Linked DNA regions of Homo sapiens: region 1 is linked to region 2. The links are chromatin loops, found by intact Hi-C in ENCODE. Cell type or tissue: PC-3. All regions are shown on one strand. Links, peaks and the distances in the headings refer to the core of each region. The heading gives the core; the rest is flanking DNA. Region 1 overlaps KALRN (kalirin RhoGEF kinase). Region 2 overlaps KALRN (kalirin RhoGEF kinase).

Region 1 (5,383 bases), core at 204-5,203, 70 kb after region 2:
TATGTGTTTTTCCACTTTTCACAGCTTCTGTAGTGTTAACTAGAGATAAATGAGAGTTTGACCAATCAGTTCAAATCCCTCCTCTGCTCCCAACAGTGTGAGAGCCTACATAAGCCACATTACTAGCCAACCTTACCCCTTTTAAATGAGAGATGATTGCTAACTTTAAATTTCTGTAATACCCTGAAACTTCCTAGAAGAAAATTTGTGGTTACACAGAGGGTGTAGCTCTTTGTGGCCCTTGCAGGAGCTCCCTCATGGGTGGTGTGAACTGGAGTGAAGTAGAGTTGCCACTTTGTATATATTTCTTTATTTTTTCCCCTGCTGGGGTTTTCTTCACACTGAGCTTGGCATGGGAAAGGGGTATGCGATTTTAAGCTAGTGGCTGATCTCTGCTGACTTGGTTAGCTCAGAAGTCTAACCAAGCAGAAATAGAGCTTGAAGTTGAATGCAAAATGTAACTAGTAATGAAGTAAACCTGAAGACTCAGAAAACACATATGCCTGTATATCGAGACACACACACACACACACACACACACACACACACACACACACACACACACAACCACCTTTGGGTATACCACCTCTTCCTGCCTGTCCTGAGATCCGTCCTACATGGCCATACGTGCTCACAGGAGCGCACACACAGGTACATGCATGTACACACGTACAGGCCCACCCTCGGGTGTGTCACCTTTTCATGCCAGTACTAGGATCTGGACTCTTTCAAATGATCCAAATACAGCATTTTCTGGATGTCTAGAATGGAACTGAATGCTGAAGGGAAAGATAAAAGGTGCCATACGAGTTGAGGACCTTGAGGAGTCATGACATTTCTCTGGGCCTTGTGGCTGGTTTTGTGAAAAAGGGAGTTCAGGTAGATCTACTTTGCCCATGCTGGCATGCTCTGTGATGGGCCAGTCTTCCTGGAAGCAGGACACCTGGCATCCTCCCTACAATATCAGTTTCCCTGTATTATAAGGGATTTAGCACAGTGTTTTAAAGACAAATAGAAGGAGATCATGTAACAGGATGCCACGACTTTTTAAGATAGAACATGAGACTTCAAAGCAATTTTGCACTTACAGAAAGTATTTTTGGGCCAGGCTCCTGGCCCTCAACTGTAAAAAAAATTTGGTGAAAAACAACTAGACTAAGTGATCTCTAGGATTCTTTTCACTCTAAAATGTCTAAAATTAAACACCAGCCCAGCCCTGAGGGATGGTAATGAAAGTTTTATATGGCTTATGATTTCTGAATATAATATACAACTTCAAATGAACACTTTTGTTGATAAAATAATTTTATGCAAAAATGTGTTCATATATAAAAATATCTGTTTAAATTGCATTCTATTAGGAGTTTCTGATAGATTCTAAGCTGAAATTAGGAATTTTAAAATTCATCAATTTGGGACAAAAGAAAAATAAGGTGCAACAGTAAGTTGAAACAAGAAGTTATTGACATAACAATAATGGCTCCTGTGTATTGAATCCTTGCTCTGTGCCAGGCACTATGCTAAGCATTTTACATGGTTTTTCACATTTAATCCTCACGCCAACATGGAGAGGTAAGTACTATTGTCCTACTTTTTTCAAGTGAGGAAAAGGAGACTCAGAACTTGTCCAAGGTCACAGAAGCAGTAAGTGATAGAAACAGGACTTGAATCCACAGCTATAGGACTTCAAATTAAGGTTGTGAACCACAAAACTGCAGTATAGGTGCTAGTGTTAGGGCACTCATTTATTTAATTATGATCTCCCTAGCAACCAAAGTGAAGAAAGAAACAGGATCAGACATAAGACACTGTATCGATCAGTCAAAAACAAACCCTGTAGGGACGCACAGTTTTCTTGATTCTGAGAATTAAGTTATGCAAATGGAGGCTGGTGAAAGAATACAGGCTGTCCATTTAGCTTATTTAAGAAGGCATTCTATTTTCAAATGTTTTAGCACAATTATTGTAAATAACCAGGTAATATCACAATTCCATGTGATGGGAATTGATTCATAAAATCAGTTTGATAAGGCCTACTTTATAACTCTGCTATGTACTTAGAACTTGGAACTGTATTTATTTAGGCATAGTCAATGATTCAGACCTTTACTTCGTTCCAAGAGACCTTTCTCCTAATGAATCATGGAGATACAGTCAGCCCTTGGTATCCACAGGGAATTGGTTCCAAGACCTCCCGAGGATACCAGAGTCTGTGGATGCTCAAGTCCCTTACATAAAATGGCATAGTGTTTGCATATGACCTGTGTACATCATCCTGTACTTTAAATCATCTCTAGATTGTTTATAATACCCGATATAATGTACATGCTATGTAAATGATTGTTATACTATATTGTTTATGGAATGACAAGAAAAAAAACTCTGTACATGTTCAGTACAGACCACAACCATCCTTTTTTCCCCCATATATTTTCTTTTTTTTTTTTTTTTCTTTTTTTGAGACAGAGTCTCGCTCTGTCGCCCAGGCTGGAGTGCAGTGGCGCAATCTCAGTTCACTGCAAATCTCCACCTCCTGAGTTCAAGCGATTCTCATGCTTCAGCCTCCTGAGAAGCTGGGATTACAGGTGTATGCCACCAATACAAAAATACAGAAATGCTAATTTTTGTATTTTTAGTAGAGACAAGGTTTTGCCATGTTGGCCATGGCTGGTCCTGAACTCCTGGCCTCAAGTGATCCACCCGCCTTGGCCTCCCAAAGTGCTGGGATTACAGGCATGCACCACTGCACCTGGCCCTTCCCATATATTTTCAATCCACAGTTGGTTGAATCCATGGTTGTGGAGCTCACAGATACAGTGGGCTGACTGTATTACTGAACTAGGTTATCATCTCCTAAATACTTAATGCCACAAAACACTCCTCAGTGAGAGAGGCAGTGCTCTGGTGGGCCTGTTATTACTTTGACACATACAAGAGACAAGGATGTGATGACGGACCAGGGCCAGGCTTCTACTTACAGAGATGTGTGCAGGCATCTCAGAGCCAATCTTTCCTTCTGAGACCTCAAGTAGAAAGGAAGTGTGACCCTATGTTGAGTCCTGTTGAGGTATGTACCTATCACAGTAGAAATATCCTTGTAATTGAGAAGTTCTCTGGGCCCCAGCTGTTAACCCACTTAAATAGCTGTTACAGTGCAAACTGATAAAAATGACATAATCGGCCAACCTTTGAAGTCATTCTTAAAGAATTGGACCTGTATGACATTTGCCTGGCTCTCCCTCTTTAGTTCTCAGACCTTGCAACCTTGTTACCTTAAACTCAATAAAACAAAGCTCCAGTCTTCTCCTTCACATCAGCTTATTCTCCTGTCTTCTGAGTTCCACTGACTGCCATCCTCCGAGTCTCCAAACCTGAGCCATCCTCGATTCTTGCATTGCTTTTCCCACCTAGGCTGTCACAGTCTCATCTCTCCCGACCTCACCACGCCCACATCCATTCCACATCCCACTGGTCCCGCTCTCCTAGACCTTCTACCTCTCGCTTTTACCATTCTGTGGCTTCTGAATTAGACAAGAAGCCTTCTGTCTCATCCTCTCCAGTCCCTCCTCCTAACCACTACAAGGTCAGTGTTCCTCAAATGTCGCTCTCTGATGATAGAATCTCAATTTAAAGCTTTAAAGTTCATTCCATCCAATTACTTTTCATGACCTTCAGAATTCAGTCCAGACTCATTGGACTCACTTTCTAGACTTTTCATACCATGGCACTTCCCACCTCACAGACCCTTCTGGTTTCCTCTTCCTCCTAGACACCCTTGACTACTTCCTGTTCCCCTCGCCAACACGTCACACTTGCTTCCTTCCTGCAGCCTAAGTGCCAGAGTCTGGCCACAGCTCTCTTCCGAAGCTCTTTGTTATTACCACCACACACATATTACAGAGCCTTCTCTCTCTTTGCACAACCCTTGGCACCTCACATATGGCACCGTTTTGTTTTTTGTATTTTCATTATTTAGGTAGATGTCTTAGTTCTCCCATTGCCTTAAAAACAAGGGTAGTGTTTTTCTCACTTATCCACACGATGCCTAACACAAAGCCTTGGACCTAAGAGGCCTCCAAATCCTTGTGGGATTCCCAAAGCTTAGAGTAACCACCTGCTCTTATCCCACAGCACTGCAATCGCCCATTGAGTATCAACGGAAAGAAAGGAGCACAGCTGTGATGAGGTCTCAACCTGCCAGGCTTCCCCAAGCCAGCCCCAGGCCCTACTCCTCTGTTCCTGCGGGCTCAGAGAAGCCCCCAAAGGGCTCCAGCTATAACCCACCTCTGCCTCCCCTGAAGATATCTACCTCCAATGGCAGTCCAGGGTTTGAATACCACCAGCCTGGGGACAAGTTCGAAGCCAGCAAGGTAAGTGACAACTCATTACTCCCACCCTTGTCACTACGATGGCATAGCCTCAGGGGTTACTTTAGGAAGAGAAGGAGTCTCGGTCTGTCATCCAGGCTGGAGTGCAATGGCACCATCTCAGCTCACTGCAACCTCCGCCTCCCAGGTTCAAGCGAATTCTCCTGTCTCAGCCTCCCGAGTAGCTGGGACTACAGGCGCCCTACCATACCCAGCTAATTTTTGTATTTTTAGTACAGATGGGGTTTCACCATGTTGGCCAGGCTGGTCTCAAATTCCTGGCCTCAGGCGATATGGCCACTTCAGCCTCCCACAGTGCTGGGATTACAGGTGTGAGCCACTGCACCCGGCCAGGAAGTAGCATCTTTTAATGCTTGCTGATTATTTTAGCAGGAACAGCACACTAAGTACAGTCTAGTCTCAATTATGTTTTCCTTTCCCTATAAACTGAGTGAGTTATACCAGTTCCCTGTGGCATAAATCATCATAAAAATGGATGATTTTTGCTAAATAGAGTAGTTTCAGTGTGGATCATCGTCATCTAAAAGTCACAGCTGTAGTGTTTGACACCTTAAAAAGAGTTCACCCTTTCTAATGATGATCTGCCTCGAGCACCTACTGAAAGAAGTTCCCAGTTCTTCACCATCTATTGGCTGATGTGGAAGGGAAGTCGATCATCAGTGTGTGAATGGGAGAAGTCTGACTTGGATTGAATGTTTGTCGTCGATAATCCACAATTCAAACATCACCATAAGGAGAGTCAAAGACTCAACCATAGACTTAGTCTACACAGCTATTTTGCCCCTACAAGGTAGGTAGAACAGGAGAGAAATGGGAAAAGTGCTAGATTAGGAATCAGGCAAACCTGGTTTCTATTCCCAGTTCTGCAACTCACTTGCTTTAGAACCTTAGCCGAGTTAGTTAACCTCATTAGGCCTCAGTTTTCTCTAGAACTCAGTGGCTCTATGAATAGGAACACTTACATTTTTTATCTACATGTTCCAGTTTTATAGTTT
Region 2 (5,383 bases), core at 216-5,215:
GCAAAGCAGCAGGGATATTCAGGGGACCACAGAGGAAAACTTGGTTAGAGCTGCTTTCTAAAGCTGCACTGTCCAATCCAGTAGCCACTGGCCATTTGTGGCTACTGAGGACCTGAAATGAGGCCAGTCCAAATTGAGATATGCTGTATATGTAAATATTTAAAGCATCTCAATTTTTATATTGGTTATATATTGAAATGATATTTGGAGCTATTGTTTTGAAATGAAATATGAGATTAAAAAAAAACTTTTGGAGCTACTGGGTTAAATGTAATGCAATAAAACTAATTTCACCTGTTTGTTTCTACTTTATAATAATTAGTGAAATGATTCCATTCTATCTGTAGTAAATTTTATATATCTCTGTAGAGAAGATAGTGAAGTGTAGGACGGTCCTGCCCTTATGTTTGGAGGAACAGGGAGGGTGGAGTACTGGATCTAGTCTGAGGGAAGACCCAGCTCTTTGGAAGGAATCTGGAGGGCCAAGGACCCCAGTGAATTGGAACTCACTCTCAGGTTCCTGGAACTGTATTTTAGCCACCTGCTCCAGTTTGATTCCACAGAAATCTGTCCCACAGTGGCCACTTGTTTCTGGTATTTACAAACGTCCAGAGGGATTCTGGGGGAAATCAGCTGCTCCTCTGGAGGCCCAAGTCCATCTGAAATCACAGCTTGATTTCCAGAACCTAGGAGAGAGAGGTCCAGCTGGTCTTGATGAAATCAAGGGCTACTCCAATGGCCTGGAATCTCCAAAGAAGGTCGGAAGACTTTCTTGAGACATCCCAAGGGGCTTCCCGTAGCCAGGTGCAAGGTGAAGGTTGACCTGAAGCCAGACCTTGATTGCCAGTGTGCTCTAATTTAATCCAGTCCTGTGAAGTCTTCCCAGAGATCCAGTGAGGCCAGTGGCTGCCAGAGTATTCTGGGGCCTTGCTGGAGGCCTCCTGACTCCTGGTCCCCTCAATAATCAGAAATCTAAAGAGGACAAGGAACTGCTGTCATAATTTTGCAGTGTAGAGGGGCATCATATATAGGTCCTTCTCTCTCTCTTCCCCTCATTACCCCCTCTGTCTCATTCACACACGTTTTGTTTGTTTTTTTGTGTTGTTGTTGTTTGTTTGATGTTGTTTTTGTCATTGTTTTTGAGACAGGTGACATTTGCTCTGTCACCCAGGCTGGAGTGCAGTGGCTCAATCTCGGCTCACTGCAACCTCCGCATCCCAGGCCCAAGCCATCCTCCTACCTAAGCCTCAAGAGTAGCTGGGACCACAGTAGCACGCCACTACGCCTAGCTAATTTCTTATATTTAATAGAGACAAGGTCTTGCCATGTTGGCCAGGCTGGTCTGGAACAGCTGGGCTCAAGCAATCTGCCCACCTCAACCTCCCACAGTGCTGGGATTACAGGTGTAGCCACCACGCCTGGCCTCACACACATTTCTAAGTACTCTCAAGGAAAAGAACAAGATGCTCTGAGACTATCTGGGGACAGGGGTGGGGTGGGGGTTAGATTGGGCAGTCGGGACCCTGCCTGAGGAACTGACATAGCTACCAAGAGTCTTGTTACTACCCCTCTTCTGGCCCGCAAGTGGGTATTATTTGTGTTCTCTACCAAGTTTAAAAAGTATTTCCGAAAGGTTTTGCTAACTACTATGGGAGAACGTAAGGTAGGGAAGTAGAGTAAAAGCGGCATAAAGCTGGATAGCCTTATCATGCTCACATTTTTTAGGACCTTGCTTGAAGCCGACTTGCTTCAAGAGCTCTCCTGCCGTTCTTTGGTCTATAAGAACCTCTGAGGAACCTGTACCTAAGTCACAAAGGATCACTGCCAGGGCTCTTACTTCCTGATTTGCAACCTGAGTCTCGTCATAATTATGTTGGCACTGGGATCCAGATTAAAAGAACCAGAGTCCCATTCCCTGCAACCCACCTTGGCCTTTCCCATCTGTCTCTCATTTCTGTTCTGAGGCATTGCCATCCACAGCTGCTGCCTCCTGCTGCGATAACTGTTATTCAGGGTGTGCTGGCAGGGTTCAGCTGAGTCTGCATGACCCTCTTTGGGCAATGCTGTAGACCTGTTTCTGTAACATTTGGGACGTTGTACTCAGTGGCCTTTACGATCTTTTCCAATTCCCATTCCACAAAGGGATTTAAAAACCAGAGATAATCCTGTTTGTTTACTTGGGTTCTGCTTCAAAGCAGAAGACCTCAATAACCTTTTAAGGTTTTTTCCAGCCTTTCTAATTTTGAAGTTCCCATTTCTTTGGGCTTTGGTTTAGAAATTCTACCCCTTTCCCAATTTAACTTACAGCTTCACCACCAACTAGTGCTTCCATTTTAGAGTGTTAGCAGCCAACTCTGCCAGAGTGTCTATGGGTTCCACACACAGCTTGTTTCCCAGTGAATTCCCAGTGAGGTGGTCAAGTCTAAATTTAAACTATGACCCTTCTACCAGCATATGCAAGCCAGGGCTGCAAGAGCAAAATCAGAACTGAACTGTTCTCAGTGAGATGTGTGTGTAGGAGTTAGAAGAGAAAGTGGGCAAGGCTTCCCAAAAGGTAGACCAGCCGCGGGGAAAGAAGAGCAGGAGTTCAGGGTGAGGATAAGTGCAGTTATCCCAAGGGACTGTTGGAGTTTATTGTAGCATGGCTGGGTCCCTTGGAGAAAGTCAGCCAAACTCACCATCCTCTGTTTCCTCTCATTGTAACATACCAATGGCATAACTCACCTGGGTTTGTCATTACCATGGCTTCTTGCCAAGCATTATGGCACTTGTCTCTTATTCCAAAGTCACAGATCCTTGGTTTATGAGATACAATCTGCACATTATGTTATATTGGTTTCAACTCTTGTTTGGTTGCCTGGCTCACATCTTTATTTGTGTTTTTCTGTATCAATGGGTACGTATTTCAAAGACAGGACAGGGCAGTGGCTATAATTCTGGTTGTGGAATGGCTTTGCCAAGTCAGGTACTAGAAAGTGAAACTGCAAAGCATAGAAACTGATTTAGTTTGTAACGTTTAACTCATTATGATTTAGTGACACCTCCAATTTGTATTTATATTTGTGATTAGCATCCTATACCATGAAATTTATATATATATATATGTGATATCATATATGTGACTATATATGTAGGACATTTTTAGAGTGGCATCAGATGTGATTCAAATAGAGCAATCTTTATTATTCTGTTTGATTGTGATTGCTAACATATATTTTGGAAGTAGCCTAGAGGCAGGTTTGGAGAGGCTACCTTGAGTGCATGTGTTTTTCCAAAATGCCCCAGCTCGAAGTAAAGAGGAAAACCAGATTACAAAGCTTCTGAAGCTGGGGTTCTAGCACTCTCTGAAAGTGCCCAGGGTAGAATCATAAACAGGGCTATGACTAAGAAGGAACATGGGCCAGTTGGCCCTCTTGTGCTCATGCGTCATTTTCTCTAAGTAAGCTAGAGCTTTTTGTGGGCAATTCTCTGTCTTTAGTTCAGACCTCTAAGAGCCAAGCATGGGTTAGGAGGGTCAGACTGAGTCCCCCTCCTGACGTTAGAGCTTACTACATGTATGGCATTAGTCTGGTGACCTAACTTTATGGCAATGTCTTCATCTGCGCACTTGGGGAAATACAGGCATCTATCCCTGAGGGTGGTTGTGAAGATTCAAGTGAAAAAGTATGTGTGTATCACTTAGGGTAGTTCCTGGCTACCTGGTATATGGAATGCACTCAGTAAGTGTTAGCTTGAGAACAGCAACATTCTTCCCATTATCAGACATTTCTCTAACTTATAGGGTAATAGCTTTAAATGAGCCATTATGTAGGATGGAAGTAGATTAATGACTATTTCTCAAAGCTTTTAAGGAAAACAGACTTGTAACCTAGGTCTCAAACTATTGGCCTTTTGCCCAGGTTTTGAGCCCTGGGAGTGTCCGTGTTCAAAACAAGTTGCTGATCTGGTAGATCCTATGGCTGATTCACGATGACAATTGTTATTAAAAAGAGATGGTCTCCTCCCAGTGTGTTGGATTCTTAAGTAATTCTTCAACCAGGTCACTATTAAGGACCTTTATATGTATGTATTAGTTTGTACTATTATCCTGTATTCATGTTCAAAGTTGATGATCTTGGATGTATTCCTTTAGTTTCTACCATTATCTGCTATGCTGTGGTAAATATTCTGCCTTTTACGGCTCAGAAATTTCTATTCTGGCCAGTGTGGTGGCTCATGCCTATAATCCCAGCACTTTGGGAGGCCAAGGTGGGTGGATTGCTTGAGCCCAGGTGTTTGAGACCAGCCTAGGCAACATGGCGAAACCCCATCTCTAGGAAAAAAAAAATAGCTGGGTTTGGTGGCACCCACCTGTAGTCCCAGCTACTCAGTAGGCTGAGGGGGGAGTATGGCTTGAGTGTGGGAGGCAGAGATTATAGTGAGCCAAGATCACACCACTGCACTCCAGCCTGGACAACATAGCAAGACTCTGTCTCAAAAAAAAAAAAAAAAAGAAAAGAAAAATTTCTGTTCTGTTGGCAGCAACCCATCAGAGCTTCTTGTATTCAATAACCATACATACCAGTTTTAGGCAAAAAGAAATGACATTTTGGCTAAATATACTATTGGTTAGATTTATAGTTTGCAGTAGGCTTTTTCCAATAGTGAAAATCACATATAGACCTTCATGTTCAGTAGGAAGGAAGAAGTCAGAAGTCCCCCAAATTGACTTTCCTTGGTGCTGTCTACCCTGAGTTAAGTGATATGCCCATCCTTGAGTTAACGATCCACTGAGTGAAATATTTCTCTTATTGTCGGACCTACCCTGGGAGTGGAGACTCAGCAAGGACAGGGTTTCAACTCACAAAGCTGTGAAATCTGGGGTGCTCCCATGAAGAGAAATGGATGCTGGGGAGATGGATGGGTGCCAGCAGATGTCCTCTATGTCAAGTGTCAACCTAGGACCTGTAGTCTAATGAGAAACTATGATGAGTTTAAGAACTGAAATCCCTCTGCCTTCCCTGTTGTACGTGCCCAGAGGACAGAACTACCAGCTCTTCTAAAGGAGTGAGGGGAATGTGTTCAGGGGAGGCCTTGTGGAAAAGTGACACAGGGCTGGGTCTTAAAGGGTCAGGAGGGATATACTCCATCTAAGTTAGGCAAAGAAAATGGCACCAGGAAGGACATAGAGACCTGGATAGGAATGGAATATCCATGGTAACGATGAACAGGTGTGTGACTGTAGCATCCTTAGGTCTTCAGCTTTTGGGAGTCAGCCTATATGTTTCACAAATGACAAAGCTGAGGCTTAGAGAGATTAAATGATTCTCCCAAGAGTACTTAGTTTGTGTGTTCAGTCCTGGTTTCTTCTCACTTACTCTGCTGGCCCCAGTTAATTCCAGTT

Evidence for each region. Hi-C counts contacts between places; a loop is a spot of excess contacts. Peaks named below come from ENCODE experiments on the same cell type or tissue, not always from the same donor. Only the 100,000 strongest peaks of a DNase experiment are listed, where the experiment ranks them.
Region 1: a loop joins it to region 2, with 1.8 times the contacts of the local background. A loop is called at or near these places in 3 of 110 quality-filtered maps.

What each region holds. Positions count from the first base shown.
Region 1 is chr3:124,667,529-124,672,911 of GRCh38, forward strand. It overlaps KALRN (kalirin RhoGEF kinase), which reads left to right. Exons shown (of 60, transcript NM_001388419.1): 48 at 4,132-4,370. Among named protein-coding and RNA genes, the nearest start is that of UMPS, 60 kb to the right of the region's middle. In PC-3, for the core only: no CTCF peak of the experiment used is centred there; a DNase peak (open chromatin) is centred at 2,163; H3K27ac peaks cover 557 bases.
Region 2 is chr3:124,597,551-124,602,933 of GRCh38, forward strand. All of the region lies in intron 34 of KALRN (kalirin RhoGEF kinase), which reads left to right. Among named protein-coding and RNA genes, the nearest start is that of UMPS, 130 kb to the right of the region's middle. In PC-3, for the core only: no CTCF peak of the experiment used is centred there; DNase peaks (open chromatin) are centred at 2,751, 3,411 and 3,921; H3K4me3 peaks cover 616 bases; H3K27ac peaks cover 2,104 bases.